2 separate regions of the Homo sapiens genome follow, and region 1 is linked to region 2. A link is a contact called in ENCODE Hi-C data. All regions are on one chromosome and are shown on one strand. Each heading gives the region's core, a stretch centred on a gene start or an enhancer-like site at or near the end of the contact. The rest is flanking DNA. Distances are from core to core; before and after follow the strand shown. Region 1 holds the start of WDR13 (WD repeat domain 13). Region 2 holds the start of RBM10 (RNA binding motif protein 10).

What was found. A loop is a pair of places that touch in the nucleus more often than their neighbours do. Pooled maps may share reads with other maps.
Region 1: a loop to region 2 is called in a pooled map, with 8 times the contacts of the local background. The contact joins the promoter of WDR13 here to the promoter of RBM10 in region 2. A Hi-C loop is called at or near these places in 5 of 50 pooled maps.

What each region holds. Positions count from the first base shown.
Region 1 is chrX:48,592,045-48,598,741 of GRCh38, reverse strand. WDR13 (WD repeat domain 13) reads right to left here and starts at 1,250. Exons shown (of 10, transcript NM_001347217.2): 1 at 1,128-1,250; 2 at 705-784; 3 at 1-25. The coding sequence starts at 745. RefSeq lists enhancers at 455-514, 535-604, 625-944.
Region 2 is chrX:47,142,962-47,146,724 of GRCh38, reverse strand. RBM10 (RNA binding motif protein 10) reads right to left here and starts at 1,504. Exons shown (of 24, transcript NM_005676.5): 1 at 1,240-1,504. NDUFB11 (NADH:ubiquinone oxidoreductase subunit B11) reads left to right here and starts at 2,023. Exons shown (of 3, transcript NM_001135998.3): 1 at 2,023-2,252. The coding sequence starts at 2,046. RefSeq lists an enhancer at 1,211-1,480.

The DNA.
Region 1 (6,697 bases), core at 1-2,500, 1.5 Mb before region 2:
CGTTGGTGTGCGGTACGCGTTGTACCTGCAGGGTCAGGATGCAGGGCAGGCAGCAGGCACAGGACAGAGGGAATCAATCAGCTCGGGGGGGGGGGTACGGCAGGAGAGTGAGGTGTGTGGCAGTGACTGGGGCCTAGGTGGTAAGAATGACTAGCAGTGGTGATGAGGGACCTCTTGGTCCTGTGGTGGGAGTGAGTCTGCAGTAATAATGAGCATGGTCATGAGGTCAGTTTGCAGACAACAGAGTCAGTCTGCTGCCGTGCTGGGGTCCCTACGGGGTGACTGGGTCAGCGCAGACAATAATTAGGGTCAGTATACCAGGGCGACAGAAATCAGACTGACATTATGGGGGTCAGCGTTGGGAGGTGATGGGGTCAGAATGGGGAAGTGATGATGTAAAAAAAAAAAAGTCTAGGGGACACCCATAGGGGATAGGATGTCACCTGCCTGAGCCCCACCTCCCTCTCACAGGTAGCCGCTTTGCGCATGCCCACATCTGACCACATTTTCCCAGCTTGCTGTTTAGAATCCTCTCCGGCGCAGCCAACTCACCGCGGGCGTGCCCGCCCCCGCTACTGCGCATGCTCACCTCCGGCATGCCCACGCAGCCGCATAAGGCAAGTTCTCCGCCCAGCCTCACTTATCGCCATTGCGCATGCACCACAGTAAGTTCTGCTCCCATGGGCTTTGACCCCACGCCTCACCTCGCGTCCACTGCTAAGACTTGCTGCCACACCGCGGCCATTCCCCGGCCTCCTCCTCTGGCGTGTCCGCCCGCGGCAGCCTGCAGGACAAGGGCCTGGAATGTGAGCGTCCCGAGCGAAGGGATCTAGTTCCGTCCCTTCCACCAGGCGACCATTGCCATAGACATCGAGTCCCTCCGCGCCGGAGATGTCACGAACTCCCCCCCGGGTGTTACCATGGTCATCACCCCAGCCCTGCCCTTCCTGGGCAGCGCCCGGGTGACACACAGCGATTCAGAACAGACACCGCCCCTCCCCAGTCGCCATAGCAACGCCCCTCCCCCGCCTAGCATTCCTTGCTTGACATTCTCCACCCATCTTGTCCCCGCCGCCCTCCGCCTTCCCTTCTCAGATCCAAGAGCATAGCCCGGGATCGGGGACCACCTCCGGGGCTGCCTCCGGTTCTTGAGGCCCCCCGGAGCGGCCCTGAGACCACTGTCGCCGGTTCCTTCTGTCTCTCCTCCCTTTCTCAGGCTCCAGGCAAGATGGCTGCCTGCTATCAGAAAGAACTGCCGAGCCCAGAGCGAATCGATAGGCATCCTTCCCAGGGCGTGGGAGTCTCGCAGGCGCATTGAGGGACATTGGCTTCAAGCCCAAGGACGGAGGCTCCACCCCTTGACTTCTACCCACTCGTTAATTGCACTTTTTGTGTATACAAGGATAATGTCCAAGGGACATAGCGTCAGGGGTGAGTTTGCTAATCATTCCCTAGAAATCAGAAGTACAACATTATAAAAAAGAGAAGAAACACGACTTTTAAAAAGTGGTGTAGGGCCGGGCGCGGTGGCTCACGCCTGTAATCCCAGCACTTAGGGAGGCCGAGGCAGGTGGATCACTTGAGGCCAGGAGTTCAAGACCAGCCTGGCCAACATGGTGAAACCCCGTCTCTACTAAAAATACAAAAATTAGCCGGGTATGGTGGCGGGCGCTTGTAGTCCCAGCTACTCGGGAGGTTGTGGCAGGAGGATTGCTTGAGCCCAGGACGCGGAGGTTGTAGTGAGCTGAGATCGCGCCACTGCACTCTAGCCTGGGCGACGGGAGTGAAACCCTGTCTCAAAAACAAAAACAAAAAAAGTGGTGTAGGCCACTTTTTAGCAGCACAATCTTGTCCAAGCAAAACTTGAATAATAGAATAAAAAATCATCATATATGCAAAGACGCCTTGAAAGTTCACCAGTTCTTGCAGTGGGCCTCTGCACACCCCTGGGATGAGTAAGGTCGGTTGTGTGTGTGTGACTGGGATGGTTGGACTTGGATGCCCCCAGACAGCTTGAGGCTTGAGTTTCTTTCTTTTTTTTTTTTTTTTTTCTTTTTGAGACGGGAGTCTCGCTCTGTCGCCCAGGCTGGAGTCCAGTGGCGCGATCTCGGCTCATTGCAAGCTCCGCCTCCTGGGTTCACGCCATTCTCCTGCCTCAGCCTCCCAAGTAGCTGGGACTACAGGCGTCCGACACCACGCCTGGCTAAATTTTTGTGTTTTTAGTAGAGAGGGGGTTTCACCGTGTTAACCAAGATGGTCTCAATCTCCTGACCTCATGATCCGCCCGCCTCGGCCTCCCAAAGTGCTGGGATTACAGGCGTGAGCCACCGAGCCCAGTCGAGGCTTGAGTTTCTAAAGACAGAAGATAGAATTAGGCAAAAGAAGCTTTGGGGTTTGGATCCAAAGAGGCTATCTGAATCATCTCTATTTCAACTTCCAGCAGGAAGCTGCTTTCAAACTGTTCATCTTAACGTTATCAGGGTAAACTTCCTGTTGGATCTTAACATCAACTGACATAAAATTCAAAGCTGTTATTTTCCACATTATTTTTATAACAAATACAATCAATTCAACAATGTTTTAAAGTCACCGAAAGATCACACTGTATTGTGTTGACTCAGCATCTCCCTTGTCCCTGTAACAAGCTTATCAGTGTCTTTTCATATTAAATACTCTTTTGTAACATGATTGATAAAGAGTAAACTCTATTTCACTGCACAAACATGTAACCTTAACAAGAACAACTAATATTTATGAGACAATGTGCTGGGTACTGTTCAAGGTATTTTATACATATATTAATCTATTTAATCTTTTTTTTTTTTTTGAGATGGGGTTTCACTCTGTCACCCAGGCTGGAGTGCAGTGACACGATCTTGGCTCACTGCAATCTCTGCCACCTGGGCTCAAGCAGTCCTCCTACCTCAGCCTCCCGGGAGCTGGGACCACAGACATTTGCCACCACGCCCGGATAATTTTTCTATTTTTGGTAGAGACGGGGTTTCACCATGTTGGCCAGGCTGGTCTCAAACTCCTGAGCTCAAGTGATTCGCCCGCCTCGGCCTCCCTAAGTGCTAGGATTACAGGCGTGAGCCACTGTACCCAGTCAATTTAATCATAATAACTGAAGGTTGTGGGTCCTGTTACTATCCCCATTTTACAGATGAGGATATCTGAAGCCCAGGGAATTCAAGGGTGACATTTTATTGAACTGGTTCCCTTACGTTTTTTTTTTTTTTTTTTTTTTTAAGACATGGTGTCAACTGGGCGTAGTGGCTTATGTCTGTAATCCCAGCACTTTGGAAGGCTGAGGCGGGAGGATCACTTGAGTCCAGGAAGTTGAGACCAGCCTGGGGAACAAAGTGAGACCCCATCTCTACCAAAAATTAGGCATGGTGGTACATCCCTGTAGTCCCAGCTACTCGGGAGGCTGAGGCAGAAGAATTGCTTGAGCCTGGGAGGTTAAGGCTGCAGTGAGCTGTGATCATGCCACTACACTCCAACCTGGGCAACAGAGCGAGACCCTGTCTCTTAAAAAAAAAAAAAGAGGTCGGATGTGGTGGCTCACACCTGTAATCCCAGCACTTTGGGAGGCTGAGGCGGGCAGATCACCTGAGGTTAGGAATTCGAGACCAGCCTGGGCAACATGGTGAAACTCTGTCTCTACTAAAAATACAAAAAATTAGCCGGGCATGGTGGCAGGAGCCTGTAATCCCAGCTACTTGGGAGACTGAGGCAAGGACAATCACTTGAACCCTGGAGGCGGAGGTTGCAGTGAGCTGAGATCGTGCCATTGCACTCCAGCCTGGGCAACAAGAGCGAAACTCCATCTCAAACATAAATTAATTAAAAAAGAGAGAGCGACATGGGGTCGGCTGGGCATGGTGGCTCGTACCTGTAATCCCAATACTTTGGGAGGCCAAGGCAAGAAGATCACTTGAGTCTAGGAGTTTGAGACCAGCCTGGGCAACACAGTGAGACTACATCTCTACAAAAATAAAATTAGCTGGGTGTGGTGGTGTGTGCTCATAGTCCCAGCTACTCAGGAGGGTGAGGTGGGAGGATTGCTTGAGCCTGGGAGGTCAAGGCTGCAGTGAGCCATGCCACTGCACTCTGGCTTGGATGTTAGAGTAAGACCCTGTTTTTTTTTTTTGTTTTTTTTTTTTGTTTTTTTTAAAAAGAGAGAGATATGGGGGTATCTTGATATGTTGCCCAGGCTGGTCTCGAACTCGTGGCCTTGAGGCATCCTTCCACCTCAGCCTCCCAAGGAGCTGAGATTTACAGGCATGAGCCACTGCACCCAGCCCTGAACTGGTCCCCTATTTGTGACTGGCATTGGGTTTATTTCCATGTTCTTTTTTCACCATAAAGAGTGTTGTGATAAATACCTTTCCCATTCACTTCCACCTTCTCTCAACAGAGCCCTGCCCCTTCATCCCACCACTCTGCTTCCAAAGAAATATGATGGAATGAAATAACAGAAGAGTCAGGAATTCGAGTCAGGGATACCTGGGAAATTCTGTTTCACCATTGGAATGAATTCTTTTATTGTTTTTCAATATTAACATATTAAATTTATAAAAATTATTTTTAAAACCTCTTCCTATAAGGCTATAAGATACTAGACAAAACAAGCTGATGAAAGGTTTGTTGGCTGGGCACTGTGGCTCACGCCTGTAATCCCACCACTTTGGGAGGCTGAGGAGGGTGGGTCACTTGAGGCCAGGAGTTAGAGACCAGCCTCGCCAACATGGGCACCTCTGCCTCCCAGCTCAAGCGATTCTCGTGCCTTAGCCTCCCAAGTAGCTGGGACTACAATCGTGCACTACCATGCCAGGCTAATTTTTGTGTTTTTAGTAGAGATGGGTTTCACCATATTGGCCAGGCTGGTCTCGAACTCCTGACCTCACGTGATTTGCCTGCCTTGGCCTCCCGAAGTGCTGGATTACAGGCATGAGCCACTCAGCTGGTTTTTCTTGATTAAACATTCCTCTGCTTGTTACAAGCTTTCGGTTAGTTTTCAAAGTTTGAGACCTGCCTGACAGCATGGTGAGACTCTATCTTTACAAAATAAAAAAAAATAACCAGGCATGATGGTGTACACCTGTAGTCCCAGCTATTCAAGAGGCTGAGGTGGGAGATCACTGGAGCCTGCGAAGTTGAGGCTGCAGTGAACCGTGATCACACCACTGCACTCCAGCCTGGGCAACGCAGTGAGACCCTGTCTCAAAAAAAAAACAAACAAACAAACAAAAAAAAAAAAACAAGAAATGCAAAGGAACGCAGTGGACCACATTGGCTGTGTCTGCTTTTCATTGCTACCACAGGCTGAAATAAAATCTCAAGTTGGGCCCCAACTTCAGAGGACAAAGTAAAAGTGTAGGTGGGAAAGTGTAGGTGGTTCAGGGTACAGGTGTGCTGAGAATCAAGGCCAGAGAGAGAAACGGGAGGAGCCATGGAGCTGAGGTGTAATTGGAGTGGAGACACGGAATCCTCATTCACTTATCTCATCCCTGAAGTTTCTTCCTAAATGGGGTGAGTGGGGGTTGGGATATGAGTTCATAACTTTCATCATTTCCTGATGGGAAAACATTTGCCTCTGAAGCCAAAGTTCTCACAACCCCCAAATGGGGGTTGGTGACAACTCTCTATGCCCTAAGTCAGAAATAAAATTTCTGCCTTTGGAAAAAGCCTCAAACGGAGCACTGTGCGGTCCCCAGCGTGCTGAACTAGCAAGCCAGCCTTCTGACAGATACTTCTTCAGTCCCTGGAGCTACGATTCTAACTGCCAAGATCAATAGTAAGAAAATAATAATGTAAGAAATTGGTAAACTTGTAAATGAAATAGTAGTTTGGCCGGGCATGGCGACTCATGCCTGTAATCCCAACACTTTGGGAGGCCATGCGGGTGGATCACTTGAGGCCAGGAGTTTGAGACCAGCCTGCTCAACATGGTGAAACCCCATCTCTACTAAAAGTAGAAAAATTAGCTGGGCATGGTGGTGGGTGCCTGTTATCCCAGCTACTGAGGAGGCTGAGGCAGGAGAATCGCTTGAACCTGGGAGGTGAAGGTTGAAGTGAGCCGAGATCACGCCACTGCACTCCAGCCTGGGCAACAGAGTGAGACTCTTCTTAAAAAAAAAAATAGTAGTTTGGTTATTGTTGCTGGGGGGCAGGTGTGAAAAATAAATTTGAACTGAAACCAGAATGCACAAAGCCTTGGACTGCTGAGCGTGAGGATAAGGCGGACGTTAAAGCCTGTCGGCCACGGATTCAGAGCCAGCGGAAATCACTTCACAGGGGTAGGACTAGGATCACTCTGGTCTTAAGATCTCAATTCAGCTTGCCCAGTGAGGCATTCAGGGCTAGATTGCAGATCTGGGAGTGTTTAGCCCTTGCATCTGATATCACAGTCCCAGGCAATTACAGCCCTTGATTCTCTTTCTTTCCTGCTAATATGTTGAACTACATCTCATGCTTTTCAAATGTCAAGCCACCCTTGCTGTCCTGGGATAGGTCCCACCTGGTTGTGGTGATAGCCTGCATTACTGAGTGCTGACTATACTGATCTTATATGTACTGTCACAAACCTAAGGAGGTAGGTATGACATTTAAGCCCCATTTTGAAGATAGGGAAAGTGAACTCTAGAGGGGTTTACTGCCCATGGCCACAGATGTAGACAATATTAGAACTAGT
Region 2 (3,763 bases), core at 255-2,754:
CTCTTATGTGCAGCCCGGTCCTAAGGTGGTTCCCTCCCCAGGGCTCAAGCCCGGTTTCCAGAGGCAAAAGGGGCCCTTTTGGAGGCTGTTCTGAACCACTGTGCTCTTCTATTGGGATGGAGCAGCAGCCACTTCATCCAACCCTCAGGGCTGTGGTGAGAACTCAGGGAGTCCTGAGAACCCTGTGACCCAGCCAGAGGTCAGGATGAATCCCAGATCTTCAGGCCCCACCCTCTGAATAAGAAGCAGGTAAAGCCAGGCAATAATAGCACCTGCTCAACACTAGGTTGCTGCCACACCTTTGCTCTATGCTCGTGCACACACATACACAGACAAACACACTCCAATTTTCTCTTCCTCCTCAAGCCACAGGGAACCCGAGTTACCTGCTCCCAGGTGGGCAAGAGTTAGAATCACACAGAGGCACTGGCGTCTGAGAGCACAAAAACCTTCAAGAGACTCTGGCAAAGGGGCCAGAGTCACACAGTAACATCCACCACAGCCAAGGGCCAGTCACAGACACGAGCCCCAAATAACTACGGGCCCACATCACAGAAGGAACACACAGTAAGGACCACAATTACACAGTGGGTCCCCTTTCCATGGATGAGCGTCAGTGTCACAGATACAAACTCCCCAAAAGAAGGGGCAATGAGTCACACACACATTCCCTGCATGCCCCTTCCCACCCAATAAGTGGGTTAGGGTCAATCAAAAGACAGTCGTCCCCCAAGCCCCGCCCCATGGATAAGGATCAGAGTCACAGACCGCCCCCCCTCAAAGGGTAAAGACCAGAGTCACATCCCCCCTCCGATCCCCCAGGAATAGAGACCAGAACCACAGAATATTTCCCCATGGACCGATAAACACCAGAGTAACACAGAGCAGCATCCCCTCTCCTATGCACAAACTCAAAGTCGCAGACAACCGCTTCCCCACTGATAAACTTCGATGTAGCCGACACAGTGATCCACAGTAGCCCACTCCCATCCGTCCCTCCCTTCCCCCAACCCGCATGCACCCATCCCATGTCCCAGTCGCGCACGCGCCTTTGCTCACACCAAAAAAAAAAAAAAAAAAAAAAAAAACCAAAAAAAAAAAAACCCTCCCGGGTTGAGACATTGCACCAACCCCTCCGTTCCGCGCATCTCCCCCGACCCGAAGTCCGCCCTCGCGCCTCCTCTACGTCCCCGCCCCGGGCCCCTTACCTCCGCCCCCACGACCAGCGTCGACGCTCACCTTCTCGGCCCGGGCTGTCAAGGAAGGGCTCCCAGACATCACCTCTGCCCGCCGCCACCTCCTCCAACTCTCCCAGCTCAGCCGGAGCCGGAGCGCGCAACAACCAAGTCCGAGACTGGAGGCAGATCGGGGGGAGGGGAGAAGCGCCAAGCGCGCTGCCCTCCCAGGGAAACTCACTGCCGCCTACTCCCAGCCGGCCACAGTCACCAGCTCAAAATGGCGACGACGAGAAGGGAGTCGGCGCTCCGACCACCATCCACCTACTAAGGAAGCGCGCTCTGGCCGGCCCCGGCGATTGGTCACCGCCCGCTAGGGGACAGCCCTGGCCTCCTCTGATTGGCAAGCGCTGGCCACCTCCCCACACCCCTTGCGAACGCTCCCCTAGTGGAGAAAAGGAGTAGCTATTAGCCAATTCGGCAGGGCCCGCTTTTTAGAAGCTTGATTTCCTTTGAAGATGAAAGACTAGCGGAAGCTCTGCCTCTTTCCCCAGTGGGCGAGGGAACTCGGGGCGATTGGCTGGGAACTGTATCCACCCAAATGTCACCGATTTCTTCCTATGCAGGAAATGAGCAGACCCATCAATAAGAAATTTCTCAGCCTGGCCGAAAATGGTTGGCCCCACGAAGCCACGACAACTGGAGGCAAAGAGGGTTGCTCAACGCCCCGCCTCATTGGAAAACCAAATCAGATCTGGGACCTATATAGCGTGGCGGAGGCGGGGCGATGATTGTCGCGCTCGCACCCACTGCAGCTGCGCACAGTCGCATTTCTTTCCCCGCCCCTGAGACCCTGCAGCACCATCTGTCATGGCGGCTGGGCTGTTTGGTTTGAGCGCTCGCCGTCTTTTGGCGGCAGCGGCGACGCGAGGGCTCCCGGCCGCCCGCGTCCGCTGGGAATCTAGCTTCTCCAGGACTGTGGTCGCCCCGTCCGCTGTGGCGGGAAAGCGGCCCCCAGAACCGACCACACCGTGGCAAGAGGACCCAGAACCCGAGGACGAAAACTTGTATGAGAAGGTGAGAGGCGGGGGGGGGGGGGGGGGTAGTGGGGACGGAACCCCGAAGGGGTCAGTCCGGGATCGGCAGATGGGGCGCTGTAGAGGACGTTCTTAGGCAGTAGAGGACTGCGCGGCCGGCGAAAGCCTAGAAGACTTGGGAATTTTGCCTACCTTGTGTTCCTCCTTTGTCTCTCGGTATCTTCGTTCCAGGGCCAGAGGCAGGATTGGTTTTATTTTGCAGACAGAAATCACACCTCAAGTGGACAGCGCTCAAAACACGTTAGAAGCAGTATAGTACAACGATAATACTAAACACCGATATGGCACTTGCTCGTTGCCGTCTGCATTCTTTTTTTTTTTTTTATAGGGACGAGATCTCGCTATGTTGCCCAGGCTGGTCTCGAACTCCTGGCTCAAGCGATCCTCTCGCCTCGGCCTCCCAAGGTGCTGGGATTACAGGCATGAGCCACCGCTCCGGGCCCCGTCTGTGTTCTAAACACTTGACATGCATTAGCTCATCTTATACTCGAAACAAACCCCATTTCGAGGTGGGCTCTATTATTATACTCATCCTACAGATGAGGAAACTGAGGCACAGAGATGTTAAGTGGATTGCCCTAGCTCACATAACTGAATACATGGTGGAGGTGGAACTGGTATTTGAATTTAGGGCTACCAGGTCTGCTGTGCTGTATTAATAGCAGACGCTGTGAAATCAGGCAGCACTGACGGTTACCCACCCGTGTGATCTTGGTAGCATAAACCCTTGGTGCCTCAGTTTCTTTGTCTGTAAGATGGGAACAGTAATAGGACACCTTCTAAAAAATAGGACACCCCACCTGCCTCATGTAATTAAATGAGTAAAAATGGTCAGAACAGCAGCTGGCACTTCGTAAGTATGTACTCAGCACTAGAATGTGTTTATTATTGCCATGTTTCACCTCACTGAGATATTGTGAGGTGTTTCTATGTGAAAAGACTGGCACATAATAAGTACTTCATCAATACTAACCTCTGGTTAAGGGGCTTGGATATATAGGATGCTTGTTCATTCTGTAAATATGTATTGAGGGCCTGCTGTATGCCAGGCTCAGTTCAGGGCCCTGGGGATACAGCAGTGTGGAAATCAGACAAAGCCCATGCTCTCATAGAGCTTACATGATAGTGGGGAAGACAGAAAATAAACAGTAAAATATTAGAAAACAATAATACAAAGTAGTATAATAGATAATATAACATGAGAATGTATGATATACAGAGAATGGGGAAAGTATGCTACTTAGGTAAACATAGACTAGAAAGAGACAGAAGGAAGAGAGGATGTGAAGACAAAGTTAAGCAAGATAAGTGGATAGAGAATGACTTGGGTGTAGGGGGCTATTTCATTAGCTTGAGCTATAAGAAATTGCCAGTATTCAACCATTTGTGACCTATAAAAATAGCAGTTTCCTATGCTTCAACTTTGAAAGACAAGGTAACTAGGGAGTGCCTCCTGAAGGAAGTGGTGATGAATCTAAAACCTTGAATGAG